2 separate regions of the Mus musculus genome follow, and region 1 is linked to region 2. Evidence: chromatin contacts called from ENCODE Hi-C data. All regions are on one chromosome and are shown on one strand. Each heading gives the region's core, a stretch centred on a gene start or an enhancer-like site at or near the end of the contact. The rest is flanking DNA. Distances are from core to core; before and after follow the strand shown. Region 1 holds the start of Mms22l (MMS22-like, DNA repair protein). Region 2 holds the start of Fbxl4 (F-box and leucine-rich repeat protein 4).

Region 1 (5,035 bases), core at 748-3,247, 2.1 Mb before region 2:
GCATCACAGACTAAGAAAGGATTGCTGTGTAAGTTTTAGGTCATTGACCTAGGCTACACATTGGCTAGAGTTGAGGCCCTGTCTTAGAAACAAAAACAATGCATATACAATATGTTATATAGAGAATATGTACATTATACACAGTGCAGGTATTCAGTGCTCAGTAGTATGATGCTTGCCTAACATATACAATAACCTAGATTAGATCTCTAGAATCACATGTGATTAATTTAATCAGAGACTAATTTAATCTAGAGATTAAATCACACACATATATATTGATAAGGATTTCGCTTATCAATATACACAATATAAACAACTCCTTAAAACCATTATTTATCAGTCATAACTGCTTGAGTGTTTCCTGGTAAGACCACCAGCAAAGCAATAAAAAAGAGCAATTTCCCTGCTTTTGTAATCAGTAGTGGAAAAGCAGCAATATAAAACTAGACAGCATTAGAGTTAAAAATAGACACATACATACCTGAATAAATGAAAGAGCTCTCTACAGGAATAGACTAGCGCTGTTTCTGTAACCCATTGGAAGCCAAATAGTTCTACTGTATCCTCTTCAAAATTAGTTGGTAATGGATCAAGATTTAAAATTAACCTGTAATGAAAACAATGACTTAAATCATTTGAATCCAGACTATACATGCCATGATGACGCGCACAAACACATATGTATATGTGTATGTGTGTGTGTGTTGGGGGGGGGGGGGAGGGGTTACTTGACACCTTATGTTGTGTCCAAAAGGAAAATCTAAATGGAGTCCAAGCAATATACAAAGTGGTCTGAGGTCACAGTAATTTATCTTTGAACAAGAAAATGGGTTTTCAGAACACCAAATATTCCGAATTAGGAAGAATGACATCATATAGATACCTAATGTGGTTTAAGGTTATTAACAAATTATTAACAAGGTATAATCATACAATCAACAAAAAATGGTTTTCTTTAATGAAGTTTCCTCAAAGGGCATTACCTAAATAATTCAAGAACAGCAATTTTATTGTAATATTCATTCGACTAATGTGTCTATGAATTCTGTATGCCGATGCTTTGGATGGAAAGAACCCGTGCAACAAAAACTATCAGGTTCTACTTATAAACTACTGAAAACTTATAGATAACTATTACCCCTTAAAAGGAAATACAAGTTCCAAGAGACTAGGCTGCTCTGAAACCAGTCTAAGTAAATTAAATATCCAGCTACCCACTCCTAAGAGATTATCAATTATCCAGAAAGTTCTTCTATATACTAAGCGTATGTAAAACGAGGCTTGCTGAGCACCTACGTTAGACATTGGTGATAATCAACATTGCTGGGGGTGGGGACCTTCAATTCGGTTTTTTGTTGTTTGTTTGTTTTTTAACCTACCGCTTAAGGGCGCCACTGGCAAGGTAGGACTCTCCAGAGAATTTTCCTTCTCTGTTGTCAAAAGCGCAAGAAAAGCAGGGGGGTTTGCACCACTCTGTCCCCAGCTCCAGCTCTAAGCTGTCAGTCAAGAAGGTCGACGCTGCTGAACAGCCATCCATTATTTACATCCTGCTCTGCAATGCCACCGCGGTTCCGGGCAGTTACGTTCGGGCTCCGAAGACAAGCTGCAAGAGGCTGAAAGTACGGTAAGGAGCTACCTCGGAGATCCAAAATGTGCCCTCAGCACCCGGGGAAACCAACGTGAAAGCAGAGAAGCTGAAGGCAACAGGTCCAGAATCCTCCGGGCGTCCCGCAGGCGCCGGAGCCGCCAAGCCTTCCAACGCCGCCCTCGCTCCCTCCGGGCTGCCGTGGGTTTTGAGGCCCTCGCGCACCTCCTCAGGCTGGTTTCCCCGCACGGCCCGGATGGAGCACGCAGCCCCGCCGCCTCCCTCCGTCTCCCTCAGTCCCAGCGCGGCGTTCGGGGCGGGCGAGCGCGCGGGAAAACCGCAGGCCCCCGCAAACCTAGAACGCGGAACGCAGCGCCGGGCAGAGGAAACCGGAAGCAGGCGAAATTCCCGCCACGGCGTGCCCCGCCTCCGGCGCCGCCCTCTCGCGAGTCCTCACTGGCGCGGACCGAGATCTCGCGAGAGCCCGTCGGCCCGGACAAGTCCAGGGATTCGCTCTTCACGGTTCTCCGTACCGTTGAGAGTTTGCGAGGTGGCCAGCTCTCCGCTGAAGCCTGGAAGTAGGGTCTGCGAACGGCGGGGATCAGCTTCAGGCCGGGCTCTGGAGAGCCCCGCGCCTGCCTCGGCCTCCCGCAGCCCGGCCACCCTCTTCCTGCCCTGGGGCCCACCCCGGCTTTCCTGTGTTGGATGCCTTCTGCTCTGCAGCAGTGACCCAGAACACAAGGGACACATTGACTAAGTTAGATGGCTTTTTTTCCTCAGACATAACAACTTTTGCTCCCTTTGCAATACATTGTAACTCTGGACAAGAGTTACAATTTTGTAAAAATATTTTCCGATCCATTTTCCTTATTAAAGTGTTCTTTAAAGTTGACTCGAATATTACTGTCTTGAGATGGGGGTGGGGGGCATGGGGATTCAAATGCCTGCTGCATTTAAATATATTGCTTTACTTGCGGGCATCCACTTCATAGGGAACCTACCCTAACTCTTAGATGTTAAAATCAACGTATTTTCAAATGACATGTGGGATGAAGCGGAAGAAAAAAAAAATTCCCACTGCAGTGTAGGGCTACTATAGTACATGTATTTGTGCAGCCCAGTTGAGGTACTCTGAGACCTGATGCTTTTTTTTGTTGACTGCTGATGATAGCTGGTGATGAGTATTGTATCATGAAGGTCTCTTCCACAGTGATGTCAAGAGTATGTTTTCTGAATATGAGAATACCTAGTGTTGGCACTGCAATTAGGACAACATACCATACGGCCATTTTTCTTCCTCCCATCAACATTCCAGTACACTCTTGTCTGTTGTGTTTGTTTAAATACCTGATGTTGATTATGTGAGCTCAACTTATGTGAATCATGGAGTGGGAAGAACTAAAGAAATGACAGAGGCCAATTAAGGTGATACTTAATGAAATGGTCACTTACAAAGGTGTGTCCATGGTTACTGGATCCCAAAATGGGATGACTAGGCACCCACAGCTAATAGAGACAATTATCATTCTTGAGCAGAAAAGTAAGGATCAACACGGATTACTAGAGAGGAGTGAGACCTGTGCCTGTAGGATGCAGTCACCTAACTTATCGTCACACAACAGTGGTTGCCTTCACAGACAAACACAACTGTCCCACCACAGACAAGTGGGGGAAACACTGAAAGGAGTAAACCACATCCCATGTTTCACTCCTGTCGGCCAAAACAAACCAAAGCGCAAAGCAAGGGTGTAGCCTATCAAGTGTATGTAGTCCAGGTTAGAAATGAAAAGAACTAAAGAGAAGTTAGAGACTCTTCTTTGAATCAGACAAAATTGTAATTATTTTTATCTTAATTTTGACAAGATATAGAAATGTTAAGAACTTAAGTATAAGCTTCCATAGATAGAAATAGCTATTATATATTTATTAATATAACATAATACTGTTACAACAGAAATATTCAAATAATATTGTTTTGTAAAGATGAAATGCTGGTATTTTGTCCAGCTGCCCCCAATTTCCTAGTCTTCTTGTCTTAACCTCTCAAGTAGCTTAGACTACAAGCATTCATCACCACATCCACCTAACAATCTTAATTAGAAAATTGAAATGTCTCTGCAATTGATAATAATTGACAATAGAAAATTAATACGGCTATAAAAGATTTGGATAGTACTAGCTCCCAGTTGAATCTAATTGATGCATATGACTACGCTAACAGTAAAATTATACAATTAAAAAGAAAACATGGAACATGAAACCAGATTATATTCAGAATCATGAAACAAATTTTATCTATTTAAAAAGGATTGAAGGCTACCAGTGAAGTATAGTGGTAGAACATTTGTATAGTGTGTATAAGTCTCTGCATTTCATTCACAAAAGCTAAAAAAAGGTTGAAAACATACGAAGTATATTGTGTAACTACAGTGAAATTAGGAGCTGCTTTCATTAGAAGGGGAAGAATTCAATGATGCAAACATCCATTTTGAAATATTGGAAGTTCAGTGAATTCAAACCAAAGATATAACAACAAAGAAAAAAAGGATAGAACCAGCAAAAAATGAAATAAATGAAACAAAAAGATTCTTCAAAAGCATCAAGATGCAGTTAACAAACCATCTAACTAGACTGACCAAGTAATCAAAACAAAATGGCAGTAGAGATGGGAGAAGAAGAAGAAAAAGGAGAAGGAGGAGGAGGAGGAGGAGAAAGAGACATAAATTGCCAGTAAAAAAGAGACTGGGGTGATGGCTTAGTAAAGTGCTTGCTGAATGAAGACCTCATTTATGCCTTCATCTCACACACACACAAAGCTAGGTGCATGAGTATATGATTGTAGTATTCACACTGGGAAGGCAGAGGCAGGAGGCATCCTTGGGACACTCCTGCTAGCTAGCCTAGGCTCCTCTGAGCCCCAGGTCCCAAAGAAACTCCCTGTCTCAAAAATAAGGGCCATCTCTTGACTAATCACTTGACTAATGACACCTGAGGTTGGCCTCTGGCCTCCACACATACGTTCCTATGCCCACAAACAAAAACTCAAGCACATAATCCTATAAGTACACACCAAAAAACAAATTTAAGGATTAGAGTTATCAGTATAGACTTTACAGAAATTCAAAGGATAAGGGTGTTTTAAAGTATTAACACAAGGTTGCAGTGAGCAAAGATGAAATGTACAAATTCCTTGATATATTTTTGATAGTACAAGCTATCAAAAAATCACAAAATATCTTAAGGATGATATGAAAGCTCCGAAATCTGATACAGTAATTTGGATCATCTTTTTAAAAAGTAATAAATAAATTAAAAAAAAACAGCAAGACCAAATGACTCTACGGTTTACAGTCTCCTAGAAATCTTTTAAATTATTTAGATTACTTTATTTGCTGTATGTGTGTCAGAAAACCCTGCTGCGAAAGTTGAAGTCTGCCTTTACTGGAA
Region 2 (4,297 bases), core at 1,308-3,807:
AAAAAAAAAAGTTGCTTGAACACAGTTGATCTGACAGCCAGGTCTGTTACTTACTATGTAATGGGCATATGGACTAGACATACGTATACATGGACATATGTAGCTGGAGTAGAAAAAGATAGAGTTCACAGATCAGGAAGGGATGCACTTTCATCACACTACTCAGAATAGCACAGGATTTAAAAACTTACAAACTATTTACCCTTGGAATTTTCCACTTAATATCTTCAAACTAAGACTAACTGACACCAAGCAAAGAGACATAAGAAATAAGAAACAGCTATTCACATGCAGAAATGGCCTAGTAATTTCACATACAATAGAAATAAATGTGTAGTGTTCTAAATACTAAGAGAGAATTGGCTCAGTATTAGGTTGCTCCTAAAATAATGAGCCAAAAAAGCCTTTGAAAGGTAAGATGGCATGTGCATCTATGTAAAGACACATTCACCAGTGATGACTACTAAGTAGAAGCTGCAGAAAGCTATACCACACACTATATGAAACACACGTATACACATTTCTATCTGGAAAGAGCAAAGTACTAAGCAGTGATTATTATTTACACATCTACTACATCAGCACAGGAATTTGATTCTGTTTGTGATACCTTGTTGGAATGGTGAAACTCAAAGGGATATCTGAGAGCTTGAGCATTGAGCTTGCCTGGGCTGAAAGCAGGTATAGAATGTTGTTATGTTATCACTGATAACGGCCAACAGGACACTGCACACACGAAGAGAAGATCCCAAGTCAACAGACGTGCGACTGGGAATCAGTTTCTATGTGGAACAACTCGACAGGGTAAACGGGGTGAGCAAAAAGACAGCTTATTTAAGAATTTGGCCATTAATTCACCTGACCAAAGGAAAGGCAAATTTACAAATTTCAAAAACTGGCAAGGCATTTTAGAGGGAGGGGCGAGACACAAGGGAATTCAACTCAGTGCAGTTCTTCATACCTTTAGCCCCATCTCTCAGGGGCCAGGGCCAACAAGACCTCTAAGAGAGCCCAGCCAAGGCTACATTGAGAGCTCTACCTCAACACTCAAACACAAAAGGAATCCAACCTGCCCTCAACTAAATGTTCATTACAAAAATATCCACTGATGTTCATGATATGTCAGACAAGGTTTGAATCGCCACACACTGTAAAGCTGGAGAAACAAGAGCAGCATGGCATTACCACAGGAAGTAGGTCACTGCTAGCAGTTCAGAAGGTCTCAAGAATACACGGGCGCCAAGTGTTCACCATATACCAGCACTTGACAGGAAGAAAAAGAACAGAACTCGACAAATTGGGATGAAGTCATTGGCCAGTAATAACCAAGAAGGCACAGCATTATTTATCTCACACCAAAGTTGAGTAAGACAACAAACCATGGGGCACGTGCACGGAGGGGGGTGGGGGTTAGTCACAATCCATATTATGAAAGACCCAAGAGGACTCCAAACTTAGAACAGCGAAGACGGCAAATAGTAACGCTTCCAAGCTGAGAAGACTGGGCAGTGGCTTGGTAAAGATTCGACGACCATATTTGAAAGCAAAACATCAGCTGTAAACAACACTGTAAGACAGCAGCAACAGGACCACAAACAACCAGGTCTTAGGCCCTGACCTCTCTGACTTTGAAAACAAAGACGGAATAGGGTTCAAAAGAGCCAAAACGTGGGACAGGAATTTTTCAAATTGGTACGCAAGTCTGGAAATAATGGAATTCAATGACTACTCAAGACTGTCTAATTCTTAGCGCCACTAGATGAGACTTCACTTCCACCCAAGACTTACTCCAAGACAGAGGAGTGCGAGGGACCCTGTACTCATTAATCGTGTAGGACGAGAGAGTGGGCAAGATAAGCAGTGTGCCTGCCTTAGGATCTCCTCAGAGTGTGCGCAGGAAGCAGAGGGAGCAGGTGGCTCCCAACAGAGCAGACCAGTGGGCCACAGCCAGCTAACTTCCTGACCCTTTGTGGATTACAAGTAGAACTGACTGCTGACAGCTCTGGGACTAAGAGCACTTGGGAAGCCGATGAAATGCAGAACCAACCCCATCGCCAAACATAGTTGACAAGTGGCTGGGCCCACCCCAGACGATGGAAAGAAGGCTGCAGCCTGGCATCTCCTGGCTCGAGCCTGCCTGGACAGAAACCTTCCCGCGTGAGAGGGAAGTCAGGGCTGCGCAGCCTGCAGGCCCAGCGTCCGCAGCTCGCCGTGAGCGTGCCAGGCCCAAGAGAGCCGCGACAGGAGGCGGCGGCACCCACGTCCGGTCTCCGCCAGCACAGCGGCGCAGCACCATAGGCACGCGTGGGCCCAGAGCCTCCGCCCCGCGCTCCCCAGAGTGGCGCGCGCCCGGCCCCGCCCACGCCGAGGGGGGAACGTCGAGACCTTGAAGAGGGAGGAAGGAAGAAAGCGCCGTACCCTGCAGGGTCCGGAACTGGGCGAACAGAGCTTCGCCGCAAGCCCGCAGCGTGGGCAGCAGGAGACGGCTCCCAGTATCCCGTGCTGCTGCCGCGGCGGCGGGCCCGGCCCAGCGCGACCCGGAAGGAAGACCGAGGCCGGGAGGCGGGGCGGGGCCGGAGGCGGGGCGGGGCCTGGCGAAGGGCGGGGCCAGGGTCGGGCTGGCTGCTGCCGGATTGCCCTGGTTGTTTGAGCTGATTAGCCAGGCCAGTGGTGCTTTAGAAATGGCCTGTTTGCTCGGGGACTGGCAGCGGGTTGCAGAACCTTTACGCTACTCATCCTGCCAAAGATAGCCCTCCAGAAGTAATGTAGTTCTGCTGGAGCTTCTTCGGACTTGGTGACTCAACCCAAGTATTATGCAAAAAAGCACTTCAGCACAGGAGCACTAGAAAGAGAACTTCTAGAGCAGTAAAAGTTCTCAGCAGGCACAATCCACCAATTAATATACAAATTCTTCAGCCCTCAGAAACAAACCTTCCCTGCAGGCGCATATTCACCTGACCACCTGTGATGAAGATGCTGTCACGGGTCTCCCTTAAGTCTCCATTTCTTTTCAAATGAACCTTTCTTCAGTTGTCGTTACATCTGTCTTTCCACAAGGTTTCCATTAATAAAAAAAAACTTTAAGATTTATTTTAATTTTTTATTAATCTGTGTGTGTGTGTGTGTGTGTGTGTGTGTGCTGTTCATGCGCACACATGTGTTCAGGTGCCATTGAAGGCAGAAGAGATCAGATATCCTGGAGCTGAAATTACAGGCATTTGTGAGCTGTCAGAAGTGGATTCTGGGAACCAAACAGGGTCTCTGAAAGAGCTGTCTCTCCAGCCCTATTTATGGGAAACTCAATAATATGCTGAACCACTCATGATTTCCAATTTTCTCTTGAAGAAGCAAAATAGAAAGAATACTTGTTAATTTTATGTTACTTTCTTTTCCATCGCTGTAACAAAACATCACAGCCAAAACAATGAGACTTGGGATTCCAGATGGTTAAGAATCACTTACATACCCGGAGCACTGCAGCAAGCACCAGGTATGGTGGCACAAACAACTAAGAGCTCACATCTCCAACTGCAAACAACGAAGTACAAAGAACCAACTCGAAACAGGTAAGTCTTTGATCTGTCAAAGCCAGGCCCAATGACTGACTTCCATCAGCAAAGCCATACCTCCTCCACCTCCCCAAACAGACCAACTAGGAACCACATATTGAAAGGCCCCAGCATATAAAAGTATCTCATCCAGACCACCACATGAAGTGAAACAATTATGCTATGCTGTGTAATCTACACAAAAGTGAAATTTTAATCAAAAACTTCAAACTCAATTTCCATCTTCCATTCTTAACTGTGACACTATCTGGTGAGCTAGGTTCTAAAAGGAGAGGGTTAGAACTGGGTGTGGTGGAGCATGTCTTTAATCCCAGCCATTGGGGGGCAGAGGCAGGCAGATGTCAGTGAGTTCAAGGCCAGCAGGAAGAGCATTCCATCTCTTTAACACCAAGGGCAGCTGTGAGGTCAGCTTGTCTGTCATCTCAATCTGTTCATCACAGAGTTTTTGTAAATCTGAATATTTATTCTAAAATAAAATCTGTGTTTAAATCATGCTAATTTATTAAAAATAAAAAACCTGACCCTTTTATATTTTCTGATAAGACTTCAGTTAATGCGTATAAAGAACTCAAACTCCATTTAAACTACAGAAGTTACTCATTCTAAAATGAAGTGTGTGTTTTTAAGCAAAGACCTTCATTTAGTCTTTTATTCACTCTCCACACTTCTTTCTTCACTATATTTATTTTTTTTAATTTAATTTTTTTTTTTTTACTTATTCACTTTAC

The links. Hi-C counts contacts between places; a loop is a spot of excess contacts on that map.
Region 1: a map of T-helper 17 cell shows a loop between it and region 2 (2.8-fold over the local background). The contact joins the promoter of Mms22l here to the promoter of Fbxl4 in region 2. A Hi-C loop is called at or near these places in 2 of 37 maps with a recorded cell type or tissue (T-helper 17 cell and heart).

What each region holds. Positions count from the first base shown.
Region 1 is chr4:24,493,413-24,498,447 of GRCm38, reverse strand. Mms22l (MMS22-like, DNA repair protein) reads right to left here and starts at 1,997. Exons shown (of 24, transcript NM_199467.3): 1 at 1,383-1,997; 2 at 485-610. The coding sequence starts at 1,540.
Region 2 is chr4:22,355,803-22,360,099 of GRCm38, reverse strand. Fbxl4 (F-box and leucine-rich repeat protein 4) reads right to left here and starts at 2,557. Exons shown (of 9, transcript NM_172988.4): 1 at 2,419-2,557.